Linked DNA regions of Homo sapiens: region 2 is linked to region 1. Evidence: chromatin loops called from intact Hi-C (ENCODE). Cell type or tissue: dorsolateral prefrontal cortex. All regions are shown on one strand. Links, peaks and the distances in the headings refer to the core of each region. The heading gives the core; the rest is flanking DNA. Region 1 has its middle 82 kb from the start of SLC1A3. Region 2 has its middle 12 kb from the start of SLC1A3.

Evidence for each region. Hi-C counts contacts between places; a loop is a spot of excess contacts. Peaks named below come from ENCODE experiments on the same cell type or tissue, not always from the same donor. Only the 100,000 strongest peaks of a DNase experiment are listed, where the experiment ranks them.
Region 2: it touches region 1 in a loop (1.8-fold over the local background); 8 of 110 quality-filtered maps call a loop at or near these places.

What each region holds. Positions count from the first base shown.
Region 1 is chr5:36,520,911-36,528,686 of GRCh38, reverse strand. No RefSeq gene overlaps it. Among named protein-coding and RNA genes, the nearest start is that of SLC1A3, 82 kb to the left of the region's middle. In dorsolateral prefrontal cortex, for the core only: no CTCF peak of the experiment used is centred there; a DNase peak (open chromatin) is centred at 4,565; H3K27ac peaks cover 332 bases.
Region 2 is chr5:36,590,344-36,598,119 of GRCh38, reverse strand. It overlaps a transcript of SLC1A3 not described here. Among named protein-coding and RNA genes, the nearest start is that of SLC1A3, 12 kb to the left of the region's middle. RefSeq lists an enhancer at 6,971-7,756. In dorsolateral prefrontal cortex, for the core only: no CTCF peak of the experiment used is centred there; no DNase peak of the experiment used is centred there.

The DNA.
Region 1 (7,776 bases), core at 3,138-5,637:
AGTAATGTGCTACCACACCCAACTGTTCTCACGATGAAATTTCCTCACACCGCGGCATTGCTCCTTTCAGATCTTCAACTGACAGTGTGTGTTGGACTTAAAAAGGCCAGATCCAGAGTGAAGAGGAAGACGGGAAATTGGCCTTCAACATACGCATCAGTGGAGAATCCCTTCTTCTCACCTTCCCTTTCTCCTTATATAAACAAATTTTTTTAAAGGCAGTAAATGCACATAGTTTAAAGTATCACAAGGCCAGGGGCAGTGGCTCATACCTGTAATCCCAGCACTTTGGGAGGCCGAGGCTGGTGGATCATGAGGTCAGGAGACCGAGGCCATCCTGGCCAACATGGTGAAACCCCGTCTCTACTAAAAATACAAAAAATTAGCTGGGCGCAGTGGTGTGCACCTGTAATCCCAGAGACTCGGGAGGCTGAGGCAGGAGAATCACTTGAACCCGGGAGTTGGAGGTTGCAGTGAGCCGAGATCGTGCCACTGCACTCCAGCCTGGCGAGAGTGAGACTCTGTCAATAAATAAATAAATAAATAAATAAATAACTAAATTAGAATCACAGAAGTCTCTGAGATTTGTTAGGAGAAAAGCCACAGATTGCATAACATGACTGCCCTGGGAGGGGCTTAGAGGGTTCGACTCTAAAATATAGACTTTCAGCCACTCCTATTTATTTCAGCTACTCCTTTCAGCCCCTACTAGTGGCTGCTAATTTTTAAGCTTTGGAGGATCTCTTGTTGCAAATCAAATTGCTTCTTAGCTTTCTGGTTGACAGATTGCATTTGTGCATTTTCTGCCTTCAAAATTTTGCTCTTCATGCCCCCTCTCATGGACTATCAGCCTTTTAGATTTGTGGCTTAAGAAAAAAAAATCTCTTTATTAGCATTTTTAGTGGTGTTTTAGGAGGGGAAGAAAGTGGATGGTCGTGTTTACTCTACAAACTTTACTAGAAGTCACCTGCCTTAATTTTTTTAAAATTCTTTAGTTGGTGACCATGAAAAATTAACTCTAAGAGTAAACATAGATAGATGGGCTGTGGATTCAATTGGGAGTCTCTGTAGTTGGTTAGCCAGTCAGTCTGCCCGTCAGCACCCCATGCTCAGGGACTCATGCTCTGTGTTCGTCCCGCACTCTTATATGATAGTGGTTTCAAAAGAGAGATTAAAACAGATGGGTGATGGAAGGGTAGAAATAAGTTTACCCCTTCATCTTTTAAAGACAAATAGTGAATCCCCAGGTCCTCTTATACTTTGAAGCAAGCTTTTCTTTACTGTATTTCTGAATCCATACCTTAACATTCATATTGCCAAAGGGACAAGCCACAGGATCTCCAGAGTACACAGTAACAGGGGGGCACAAGCTGTCCCTTGGATAAATTCCTGCAGCTGAGGGCAGAGACCCAGCAAGAACAACCTTCCTACACTGCTAGACTGACCCCCTGTTATCACTTAGGGAGAAACCAATGAGAGGTGGCTGGGAAGTAGCAGCTTTTGCTTCAGTACATTGGAGAGGACAGAAATTCTTGTTTGCATGCTGACAGGAACTTTAGGGAAGGAAGAAAATGCCCCCCTTCCTCACATTTTCCATAATTAATGGCTCCTTGCTTGGAGACAGAAATATACTCGAGAGGAGACTACATCATGTGCCCAGAGAGGTTCTGTCCTTAGTGATGAGTCTGCAGACCCCGTGGGGATGGGATCCAAGATGGCGGCAGGAGCCCCGAGAATGGATGCCAAAGGGAGATTCGCCAGGTCTGTCACTAGTGGCCAGACCCTTGTACACGTCTACAGCACCAGGGTGAAGGAGCACTTCCTTGGGGGCAGCGGCGCATATGAGTTGTTTCACAGCTTAAAGGGGGTGGAGCCCCGGAAAGCAGCCCTAGGAATGCAACTTCTCTGGACACTGGCTTGCCTGCCCAGGCTTGTCTCAGCACCTCAGGCCACCTACCTTACTTTACAGCTTTCACTCCCCAGGCTTGAAATGGCTCAGGGCTGTCCCTTTGTATAATTAGTCAACCCTTTTTAATAGCCACAAGGAAGTTCAAGCAAGTGTCTGGTTCAGGCATAGGAGGTGTGAGCTGGCAGTACTTAGGAATCATCCTCCATTCTCTGGTGCCATTCCAGAGGTTTGGAGCAGCATTTCTTATGGAGTAGCAGACTTGGGGGTCAACCGAGGGTGCTAGGTCGAAGTGAAAATTCCAGGTCTCACTCCAGGGTTCTCAAATTAAAATTCTTTGAGTGCTAGGTAGAAGTGAAAATTCCAAGTCTCACTCCAGGGTTCTCAAAATTCTTTGAGTTAGGGTGGATCTGCCTGGCAATCTTTACTTCTTAAAAACAAGGTTTTCAGGTAACTGAGGAAAAGCAAGGTTTTCAGGTAACATTTGAGGAACTGTGGGCGGTGTTTCCCAACTCCCAGATGATATCATTCACCTACTTTCTAGGCCTCTTCCCCTAAGACTTGATTCAGAGAAACGGATGGATTTGGGAATTTGTATCTTTAGCAGGTATCCCAGGTGAATCTTACCAAGAAAGTTGGAGAAACTCTGCCCCAGGTTAAGGAATGTGGGGATATTGAGGGGCTGGCCCAGGGTTTCTCTACCAGGCCAACCCTTGAAATTACCTGAGGAGTTAAAAAAAAGTATATATGCTTTTCCCACCCTTGATGCTTTCAGTGCATATCCAGATAATTATAATTAATATGCACACATCCAGCCTACAAGCACAACTTGTCCCTTTTTCAAGCTGGCTTGATTCCCATGAATTGTAGAGGATAGTTTTTTTAAAAATTTTTTTAAATTTTTAATTTTTGTGGGTACGTATATATATTTATTGGGTACATGAGATGTTTTGATACAGGCATGCATTGCATAACAGTCACATGCTGGAAATGGGGTATCCATCCCCTCAAGCATTTATCCTTTGTGTTACAAACAATCCAATTATACTCTTTTAGTTATTTTAAAATGTTCAATTAAATTATTATTGACTACAGTCACCCTGTTGTGCTGTGGAATACTAGGTCTTATTCATTCATTCTGTTTGTTTTGTATCCCTTAACCATTGCCACCTTTCCCCTACCTCCCCACTACCCTTCTCAGTCTCTGGTAGACTTCCTTCCATTCTCTTTTGGTGAGGATAGTTTTGATTACCAAGTAGAAAGCATTTGAAAGGCATTTTTAGTGGTGTTTTAGGAGGGGAAGAAAGTGGATGGTCGTGTTTAATCTGCAAACTTTACTAGAAGTCACCTGCCTTAATTTTTTTAAAATTCTTTAGTTGGTGACCATGAAAAATTAACTCTAAGAGTAAATATAGATAGATGGGCTGTGGATTCAATTGGGAGTCTCTGTAGTTGTAGAAAAGCAATTCTTTTCTCTTCTGGAGCAGAAATCTGCTTGAGAAAAAATGATGGCATTTTCATGTCAATTTACAAATGACTTAGGCACTTTTGCCTGCTTTATCTGACTTAATTGTCCCAATGGAGGATTGTGATGTGGATTTTTTATTCTGTCACTTGATGAATGAGAAACCTGGCTCTGAAAGAAGTTAAGTAACCTACCCAACATCTCACAGCCTGTGTGTGGGTATGTGTGGGGGCAGCTCTTTGTCCCTGGTCCCAGTAAAGCAAGTAGACGTATGCCAGAAAATCAATAAAGGAACATTTGCCCAAGAGACAGGGGTGGCATTGACATGGGCCTCGTCTATGGGTGAAAAGCCAGCTAGGATTTGGACAGAGAAGAGGAGGAAACAGTTATGACGTGAATGTGCTTTCTTTTATTTATTTCCTGCTGCTGCCAGTAGCCCTCAGTGAGATGTTTCCTTGGAAGTCTCCCACCTCCCTGTCTCCCAGATGAACATGACCTAAACCAGCCTACGCTCTGTCGAGGCTAGAGCAAGGCCACTCTCCATAGTCCATGACTGAGGGCAGGGGAATTCAGGGCCACACAGCACATTTTCTTTTACACAAAGCCTGCTGGCCTTTTGGGAACCGATCCTTGATGTCATTAGCACCAATAAGCGCAGCCACATGGACCTACCCACCCAGACCATAACGACAAAAACATAATCACCACTGCCATCTTGCAACTTCTCAGATGCTCCAGGAAGTTGGCAAGCTTTAGGAGAGGTGACTTCTTTTTCCCATGGCTCATTTTTGGAGCCTGCATGAAGCAGTTGACAGACACATGCTGTATTTATTGAACGGGGACTCTAAGCAAGGCCCTGTGCTAATGCCTAAGTGACCTACACCGAGGGACAAGTAGAGCCTTGAATCCTAACATGATTAGGACTGGATCACTTCAGCCTCTGCCTTGTACTCTTATTCACATGAGAACAACCACATCCATCCCAGCCAGGGAGGTCCTGGGGAGCAGCAATAGGTTCAGAGAAGAAAGAGCAACAGAAGCCGCAACACCCTTCACCAGGCCTGTGCTTTGAATTCGTGTATAATTTGTTTGCTGTTGTAGGGAAGAAGAAAACAAAAGTAGGGGGTGAAGTGTGAGTCGGAGCCACAGAGTCATCCAAGAATGGCTGGCTCCCTGGAAGGTTTCATTGCGTTGGCCTGCATTTCTTTGGCTGCCAACTTATTAGGATCCAGAGACGGCATGGAATTGCTGGCACTGGGATTCTCCTCCTTACCACACACTGGGAAATAATCCCAAACACTTGGAGCAATATGTGCAGCTGAGGTCTGGCTAGGTACGAGGGTGGAAGGAGCAGGAGGGTGCAGAGCAATGAAAGAATCAGTAGGAGGGAAAACACATTCTCTAATCTCTTCCACCAGCTGATCAAGGGCACAGGCAAGGGAAACATGAAGATGAAGGGTAGGAAGGGAGAGTGAGAGAGGAAAAAATCCATGACAAGGAAACAAACCATAAGGAGAGAGGGAGGGATGGATGTGGCTCAGCTTTCATGCTTCTGGGGTGCTTGCACAGTGGTGCCAACACACATACACATGCACACACACACATACAATGCACACATACACATGCGCACACACATATGTGCTCACACACGCAAGTACACGTGCACACACATGCACACACACATGCACATGTACATATACACATGCACGCACATGCATACACGCATCTCTGCCAGCTACCAGCCTACAAGTTAGCCAATAATTAATTTTTGGATTGTTCATCTTAACCATTCTCTTTTGAAGTATAATCACAATTAAAATACACTCTTTGCCTTTATGAGTCCCTTTCTTTAAAATACATTTACTGTGCTTGTACCACACTAATAATTTTATGATTACTTATTATTTTCCTCATAGCCACACTTTTGACCTCTAATTGAACATAAACATCTTTCATGGCAGAGGCACTATTGTTTCATTTCTTTCCAATTCTATGCTGAAGAACCATGCATGCTTTTCTTTTTCTTTTTTTTTTATTTGAGACGGAGTTTCACTCTTGTCACCCAGGCTGGAGTGCAGTGTCATGATCTCGGCTCACTGCAACCTCCGCCTCCCAGGTTCAAGTGATTCTTCCACCTCAGCCTCCTGAGCAGCTGGGATTACAGGCATGTGCCACCATGCCCAACAAATTTTTTTGTGTTTTTTTTAGTTGAGATGGGGCTTCACCATGTTGGCCAGGCTGGTCTCGAGCTCCTACCTCAGGTAATCCACCCGCCTCGGTCTCCCAAAGTACTGGGATTACAGATGTGAGCCACTGCGCCCAGCCCATGCATGCTTTTCTGCATATGCTAGGTGCTTCATAAATGCATAATTGACTATGTCCTTATAGGAAAGAAGGATTCCATGGCTTTCCTGGGCAGTGTCAGAGTGGCCGGACTTGGCAATGGGCCCAGCAACAGTTCTGCCTGCATGAGCCTTGCTTGGGTTCTGGAATGTTCAGCCTGCATTACAGTCACCTGGTCCCGTGAGGATCAGCTTCTTCTCTCATCAGGAACTTCCCTGGCCTGCTGTGGTTTGAAATCCTGCAGTATGGTTGCCCTTGAGATCTTTTTTTCCAGGACCACATTCTCAATGACACTATGTTCTCATCCAGTACTTCTGGTACTTCTGCTAATCTAACTTCCTTGGCTGGGTCCCAGTGAGGTCTTCTGTAACCCCATACTCTGAGCCAAGGAAAGTCATGTTACAGCAAAGTTCCTGCTAAACAAGAGTACTCAACTGCATGCTTTGAAGAGAATTTAAGAAAATTCTGTGGGCCTTTCAAGCTTGCCATATACTAAAACTTTTTTTTTCCACCAGCCCTACCCACATTGATTAATGAGATTCCCCATCTACTCAGAACCACATTCCAATCTCCTCCTGAACTCCTAAGGGAGAGGGAGCATACACCCAGTTGTAGTCATGCCTACCGGGAGTTACACACCAACGAATTTCTAAAGAAAGCCTAACAAAAAGGCAAATAAAGCAAGAGGATTCTCACAGACTCACTGCTGCAGGGCTTTAAAATCTCAGCCTCATCTATTGAACACTAGCCCAGGTAGGGAAAAGGCCCCGTCTTGGTACGTCTACAGAGGGCATGGAGAGACTTAAGGCTTTTTGGTTCCGGGAAATGGTAAATTGCAATGCTGAGGGGAGAAAGCCAAGTCAGCTGGCCTGGGACATGGCCTGGAGCTGAGCTTGGCATGTGTTAGTGTAGACACTGGATAGTGGCTGTAATAGGAACTTGGTCTTTCCCCCCAATAAGCCTTGTGAGGCTCTGTGCCTCTCTCAGAGGAGACACGCTGTGTGCCTGGCTTCTAGGAATCCTGCTGCGTTGTAGTGGCCGGAGGCCCTCCCACCTGGAGTCTGTGCTTCCTGGAGCCAAACAGCCAAGGACTAGCGCTTACTGAAGAGGACTGTGATAGGAACACCCGGGAATATTCAGAGTTCATTGTAAGCCTCCTGGAGAGTTAGAGTTTCTTGCTTCTTATGTGTGAATGTTTAATATGCTACCACAGCTTTAATCTATCACAATTCTTCCAAACTTTGGGGCACTTAATAATTTCCCAAAGAGCTTGTGGAAAGAAGAGATTCCCTCCCAGAGATTCTGGCTCAGTAGGGCTGAAACACACCTGGGACTCTAATGCACAGAATCTAAAGACTGCACAGTGAGAAACCCAACATTTATCAATCCCAAGGGCAGAACCTGGTCTTCAGTGCTTTCAATCATCCTCACCACCACCACCATCACTATCACAACCACCACTATCATCACCACCACCATCACCATTGCCAGCATCATCACCATCACTACCACCACTACCACCACCGTCACTATCATCACCACCACCATCACTATCACAACTACCATCACATTATCAGTATCACCATCACCACCATCACCACAACCACCACCATCTCCATCACTACCACCACCACCTCCACTACCACCTCTTCCACCACTACCACTACTGCCACCACCACCATCACTATCATCACCACCATCACCACCTCCACCACCACCATCACTACCAGCACTAACCACCACCATCACCTCACCACCACCACCAACACCACCACAACAACAACAACTATCTGGGTATTTTTATTGTCCAGTGGCCCCAGGTTCAACTGACTGCAAAGCCAGAACATTTCTCACTAGACTGCAAGGGTTTCCAAAGACCCCAGTACCTGCAAGAAACATGTACAGGGCATGATTTCTGAGTACCTGAAATATGGTAGTAAGACTGGGGAACTGAAATTTTCATTTTATTTTACTTAACTAATTTGAATGTAAATTCAAATAGCTACATGAGTCCAGTGTCTACTGTATTGGACAGGGCAGAACTAGAAGGTGAGAGGAAGAG
Region 2 (7,776 bases), core at 1,866-4,365, 71 kb before region 1:
AATTCTGCTCTGCTGGGACTAACAGTCCGGATGAAAATACTACTCTCAGAATTCTACAGATTCCCACTATGTTTGAAGGCACTGGAGGGAAGGTGGGATACAGAAGGTGGGGCAAAATCGTGGCAGTCCTCGAGGATCTTACATTATGGTAGGGAAAACATGAGCAATGAAATACGTGTCAGAGGAAGACCTCATGAGAGAGATGAAAACATAAAATCCCTCAGCGGACAGGACAGACATGAATTCATTCCAGTTGTGGGGGAAAAGGGAGGGTTTCATGGAAGAGGCAGCATTTCAGAAAGAACTCTAAAGATGAGGAAGGTTTTTCTGCAGTTAGGAGTAGCTAGGGAGAGGCGTGCCAGGCGGAAGAAATGGCGGGAGCAAGACAAGTCCTGTGAGGGGACCAGCAAGGGGGCCCAGATTGCTGTTTACCCACGGCAAGAGGTCAGAAAAAAGACTGAGGAGAGAGTTCCAAGTCAGGACAAGTTGAGGAGTGGGAACAAAGCTGAAACAAGATGTATCCCTTGCTTTCTTGACAAGGCAGTGACAGCATTTCTTGGGTTGAAGAGAAGTTTTTGGGCCGGGCGCGGTGGCTCACGCCTGTAATCCCAGCACTTTGGGAGGCCGAGGCTGGCAGATCACGAGGTCAGGAGATCGAGACCGTCCTGGCTAATATGGTGAAACCCCGTCTCTACTAAAAATACAAAAACTAGCCGGGCGTGGCGGCGTGCCCCTGTCCCAGCTGCTGGGGAGGCTGAGGCAGGAGAATGGCGTGAACCCGGGAGGCGGAGCTTGCAGTGAGCCGAGATCGCACCACTGCACTCTAGCCTGGGCGACAGAGCAAGACTCCGTCTCAAAAAAAAAAAAAAAAAAAAAAAAAAAAAAAGAAAGGAAGAAGAAGTTTTCGGTGTGACTTTCAAAATCAAAAATAGGTTTATATTAATGCACTTTGGAGAATGCTAGTCTTTTTTCTAGTACCTGGCAGAACGAGCAGTAACACCAACCACAGCAAAATCAGCCTGAAGACCTTCCAAGAATTACCCAATCTCCATGAGCCAAAAACAAAGCAAAGCAAAACAAAACAAAACAACCAACCAAACAAACCAAAAAACCCAAACATCCAAATGTGACACAGATACCACGGGAGCAACCCCCAGGCGGCAACATTCTTCCGTATTCCAAGATATCTATCAGCAGAAACAGGCCCCCATCCGTGCTCTGATTAAAACCCTGGTTTTTCTTCTCTTCCATTAGAGGAAGACCTGTCTTAAAGGGCAATAGATTCACCAAATCGTCACAATTGCTAACATTCACAAGGCAGAGAGACAAGACTAGAAGAAGCACCTTTCACCAGATGTAGAAGAGAGTGAATAATTTTATTAGGGAAACTCTTTTTAGATGTTTGCTGTTTTTCAAATGTAATATTTAAGATGGAACTCACCCCTCAAGCCCTGCACAGGGTAGCTGGAGTCTCCCCTTTCTAGAGAGCTACTTGGACTTGCACCTTTACTCCATTAAATCCCAAAGGATTCAGAGATTTTTTTCCCCCTAGTTCTGCTTTCAAAATCTTCCAGGAAGTTAGGACCATTAAGTGAGGCCTATTGTTATGAAGAAGTTTAGTGATTAAAATGTAGTCCCTGTCTAATCCCAGCCTGGGGGTTTGCCTCTTGATTAAAATATGTGGGGGCGGAGTTAAGGAAAGGAGGCCTGCTGAGGGGTAAATTTACTTCAGGTTAACCCTGCTTTGCATCAGTCATTTCCTGCAAACCCATTACCATAGCCAGGCACTAGCAAATCCTACCTTTCCAAAACTGGCCCTTTTCAAGAGGCACTTACTGGTAATCCTGGAGCTTCCTCTCTGGCATTTCCTTTACCCACCATGAATGTCTGGTCTTCCCAATTCCTCATCACAGACAGAAAAAAATCATCACAAATCCACGAGTCCTCAAAGTCTGGAGCTTCTAGCTAGGCAGAATTCATTGGTTGCTGGTTGTCCATTTTGAAGTATTCTCTTGGGTCTTTTTGATGAGATTGCAATCTTTATTTGGAGATGTTGGGGCTTTATGGAAGAAAACCCTTCCTTCAGGTGTATCTTAACTCAAAAGGAGCTGCCTGGACATTTTAAAATGCCCATTGGGCTGTATGAGTTGAAATCGATGTTGTGAGGATGAGAAAATGGAAAAGAACAAATAGGAGTGGGCAAGGGCACAGATGTTCTTCAGGGATACAGTGTCCGGCCAAAACTGGGATTTGAACCTCATTACAAAGTCGATACAGACTAGAGCATGGCTTCTATCTGTTCTTCCTCTTATTTTTTAATTTTTTATTTGTTTATTTTTGTAGAGATGGGGGTCTTGCTTGTTGCCCAGGCTGGTCTCGAACTCCTGGACTCAAGTGATTCTCCCACCTTGGCCTCCCGAAGTGCTGAGCTTACAGGCAAGAGCCGCCACACGGAGCCCTGGTCTTCCTCTTTTTTTTTGAGACCAAGTTTCACTCTTGTTGCCCAGGCTGGAGTGCAATGGCATGATCTCGGCTCACTGCAACCTCTGTCTCCTGGGTTCAAGAGATTCTCCTGCCTCAGTCTCCCAAGTAGCTGGGATTACAGGCGCACACCACCACACCCGGCTAATTTTGTATTTTTAGTAGGGAAGGGTTTCACCATGTTGGTCAGGCTGGTCTTCAAACACCCAACATCCGGTGATCTGCCCGCCTCGGCCTCCCAAAGTGCTGGGATTACAGGTGTGAGCCACCGCGCCCGGCCTCTTCCTCTTAAAGTTGATTTAACATTTCCAGATTCCTCAGCTCTACCCACATTGGACCCACAGATTTTGCTATCTTATTCTATTGCCCTTTCAGTCATTATATAGAGCTTGGACTTGTTAACAAGTTTAAATAAATTTTCTTTTCCTTTTAGATTTTTGAAGACTGAGGTCTTCAAAACATCTCTTTGCAAAAGTGTACAAAATATAGACTAAAATGTTAGTGTTGCCCTCCTTCCTCCACTGCTTTATACTCCCAGCCTTCACTCCACATTCAGCAGTTTATTCTCTTTTTGTGCTACAAGTATTTCTTGATCCCCACTCTGCCTGGCACTGTTTAAGGTGCTGTGGTTAAAGCAGTGAACAAAGGAGAAGATGTCTTGACCCTCATGGAACTTACATTCTAGTGGAGGGAGACAGACCCCAAACAAATAAATGCATACTGCTTTAGGAAACGACTTTGGATCTCACTCGGAGTGAAATAGGAAGCCACTGTAGGACATCATGAAGAAGAATGAAATGGCTTTTTTTTTTTAAAAGGCTAACTGGCTGCTTTGTGGAAAATGGTTAGCAGGGTGAGAGACTACCTGGGAGGCCATTGGAAAAGGCCCAGTGAGAGTTGTTGGTGGCTTGGATTAAGGTGACTAACCATAAATGTGGGGAGAAGTGCTACAACTTAGGGATATGGTTTGGAAGAAGAATTGTCAGGATTTGATGAAAAATTGGACAAAATAAGAAAAGAGAGCTGTGAAAGATAAAGCTGAAGTTTTAGGCTTGAGCAACGAGGTAAATAGACTAAAATGAGGTGGAGGACTGAAGGTTCAAGTTAGGTGCAGGGGAATGAAGAGCTCTGAATGCTCGTAGATCTCCAGTGGAAATCTCTAGGTGGCAACAGCATTCTCGAGAGAGGTGAAGCTGGAGCTCTATATTTGGGACCTGTGGCACACACAGAATTTAAAACTCTGTGTAATCATGCCAAGGGAGCGTGACAATGAATGAAGATGGAGGAGAAGATTCAAAACCAAAATGGGGTGGAATAACTAAAAATTAAATGGCCGAAGTTGTTTTATTTAACATTATACATGCTAGTACAACAAACACGATTACAAAAGCTGGTATTATACCTAATCCAATTTCTATTCTATTATTCTGCCTCATTTTGTTAGCCAAATTTTTATGTAAGATTTAATGACTCTAAAACCAAGGTTTTTGGCCTGAGTAGCTGTAGGAATGTAGTTGTAATTTACTGATTTGGGGAAGTCTGAGAACAGACTTGTGGGGTGTGGTCAGGGCAGGAAGTCAAAATTTGAGACAATCGAGGGGAGATGTTGAATAGACTGTTAGATATGAGAGAATGAATTCATGGGAGAGGTCTGGTTTGAGACTAGATTTGGTTTTATCCGCTATAGATAGTGTTCCTATGGGGTGTGAGTGTAGCTAGAGAACAGATAAAGGCCCTGGGCTCTCCAATGTCTAGAGGTGGAGAATATATCGAGGAATTGGAAGGAAGATAATGAGATAAGGGAGGAAAAAGCAGAAGTCCTATCTAACATGCCAAATTATCTTAAAATTACAAGAACTGAAAACATCAAATAGTCTCAGAGTCTCCCCTAATTCGGCATAAGCAAAGAATACTATGTCTTTTATTTATTTCACCTCTGCATTTAATTCTAAATCTCCCTAGGATTATAGATACATACCTGCTAAGAAAATAATTATGTCATCCAAACAATTTTCAGATGCTTTCCTAGGGGAATTTTTTGGAATTCTGTTTTCAGCTAGTCATGTTGCCCATTGCCTAGAGATTTTGGCTGGGTGTGACATATGAAGCTGGGCACACACGGCACTGCTTCTCACCTCCATGCTGCCATATGAAGGAAGGTGTTCTTTTCTTTCTCTCTGTTATGAATTTGAAGGCTTGAGGGCACGTAATTTAAGCAACCCCAGGGGGGCTATACTGCTTGATTGGACTTTCACATTTTACCCTTTGCATTTCTTTGTCTTTTGAGGTTATGCCAAGATCTTTCCCTGGAACACTGCCCATGGGGTTGGAGACACCCTACAAAGGTTCTGTGGATAGGCTCCAGGGGTCTGTGAACTTGAATGGGAAAAATATTTAGGTTATTTTCATTAACCTTTAGTTGAAATTCAGCAATTCCTTCAACTAATGGATGTAGGCAGAAAATTACATGAGTTTTAGCAGTACTCGGACTTTGTCACCCATAGAAATCACAGATATTTTCATATCACCTTACAATTGTTTCAGATATCTCCAGATGTCATCTGAGAAGGTGCTTCAGTAGACTGTGATAGGGGCCTGTGGTGCAGAATAGTGGAGGACCGTGCTATCTCTAAAGATATATTCCACTGGATATATATTCTACTGGATATATATTCTACTGGAGTTTATATATATGTATATATATATATATATATATATATATATTTTTTTTTTTTTTTTTTTTAAACAGGGTTTCATCATGTTGCCCAGGCTGGTCTTGAACTCCTGGTCTCAAGCAATCCACCCACCTCATCCTCCCGAAGTGCTGGGATTACAGGCATGAGCCACCGTGCCCGGCCTCTACTGGATATCTTGATGCCTTGTTCAATGACATTAACTTCATTCATGGTGTCTTTCTTGTCAGAGGCTTTACATTTTGGGTGGTGAAGTCTGCTATTATTACTTTTTCTCCATGGCTTCTAGGCTTTGTGTATTTCTTGGAAAGGCCTTCCCCACTCAAAAGTAATAAACGTACATTGTAACTCTCCAATATTTTCTTTCAAAATTTTTATAGGGCTTTTGCTTTGTTTTGTTTTCCTTTTTATTTTATTTGTTTATTTTGTTTAGAAATGGGGTCTTGCTCTTTTGCTCAGGCTGGCCTGGAACTCCTGGGCTCAAATGATTCTCCCATCTCAGCCTCCTGAATAACTGAGACTACATGTGCCTGCCACTGTGCCCAGCTTGTTTTGTTTTTCATGTAGCACTTTAATCCAATTGGAATATGTTTTTGTGTCTGCTGTAATGTAAGCATCTAACTTTTCTATTTCACTTTCTAAAATGGCAGCCAAATATCCTAATAGTATTTATTGGATAGTGAATAAATTTGTCATATATCATATTTTTAGTAGCTTTACTGTGATATAATATTATACATATTTAAAGTGTACAATTTGATAAGTTTTGACATAGCTATATACCTGTGAAACCATTACTACCATCAGGAGAGTGAATAATTCATATTTTTAAATAATTTCCATTTTATTTATCTTTTGAATAGTTAACATATTCACATGGTTCAAAATTCAAAAATTTTGCAGACTCTGCACTTGATGGATCAGCTGGCACCACCCAGATCGATAAACTAGCTCATCTCATCTAGTGGCCCCCACCCAGGAAATGACCAGCTTCGACTCCCTACGATTTCATCCGTGACCAATCAGCACTCCTGGCTAACTGGCTTTCCCCGACCCACCAAATTATCCTTAAAAACTCTGATCCTCGAATGCTCAGGTGGACTGATTTGAGTAATAATACAACTCCAGTCTCCTGTACAGCCGACTCTGCGCGAATTACTCTTTCTCTTGCAATTCCCCTGTCTGGATGAATCGGCTCTGTCTAGGCAGCGGGCAAGGTGAAACCGTTGGGCGGTTACACTCGATGGCATCCATGGGATTGCTGCCGCGAACCGTGATTCTGATTTGCTGAATTGAAACTAGAATTAGCCAGGGCTGATGACCCACTCTCCGCCCATTCTGCCCCTGTTCCATGAGATTTGGCCTCATTAAAACTGAACAGCAGTGGGTCAAGCAAGTCTCTTCAATGTTTGTCTAGCTCTTCCTAATCTAAATGTCCTCTAGGTAGTAGGATCATCTTAGCCCTCCTACCCATGTAACTTCTTCCTGGGACACATGACTTCATGAAATTCTAGGGCATGGGCATTCTTACCAAACATATGTTCTAACATGAAATAATGCTTAGTTTTAAACTGATATGTTAATATCAGTATGGTAGGTACACATAGGAGGAAGAATCATCTTAAATGTATATCTGTATTGGAAGTGAAAGAGAAGAATGAATTTATTTTGAATGTACTGATGAAAAAGAATTCAGCTTTACTGCATAACCTCCCATAGAGTTAGTGCAAGCCATGATTATAATAAGCTTTTATGGTCTCTCTCTCTCTCTCTCTGTTTTGTTTTTGTTTTAAATTTTTAGTTTCAAAAATCATTCTCTAAGTGTCACTGAGTTCAAGCGCACTTCACTGAAGAGCGTGTTAGTGTTCGTCACAGCATCTGTGTTTTATTTTGGGAGGTCCATGAGACTTAATTGGAAAGAGAATTGGCTGTGATTTCTTCTTTTTGTCCCCTTAATTGAAAAAAACAAAGCCTGGCTGTTACTGTTTGAAGACCCTTTTTAAAAATCATTCTTTAGCTTCCCCTTGATTTGTGTTTCTTGCTAAAAGTTTTCCCAGAGGAGGGCTGAAGACAACCCTAGAACAGTTCAGACGTTCTGTTCTATTCCCTTTCTGTCGAAGCACTCCAGATAAGAGCCCTGAAGGAGGGAACACATTCAGCCCTCACAGTAGGATGCCGGTACTTTATAATAACCTCTCCCACAGCCCCAAGCTCTCAGCACTATTCACTTTCTACCAGGACCCTTAACATAGCACAAAGAAAGACTTTGAAAGTCCCTGGACCCCACATCCCTGCTGAGAGCCCAGGATGCAGGATACCACACAGCAGTCTTCAAAAAGCCCCTAATTTTATTTCCATCTCTGATTTCTGAACCACGGTCTTCTGCTTGAACAAGGGGAAGAACAGCTGTGTAAATAAATGTAGATGACTGAAACAGGCTAAACGTTTTTTCCCAATAATTCACATAGACTCCCTGTTGATTGTAAGATGAATAATGATATGGGCAAAAAGTGCTCCAATACATGGTATTCTCTGGGAAGAGATTTGTTGGTATTAAGCACCCGGAATAGTGGTCTCTATAAAATAGGGATGCGGCCTACTG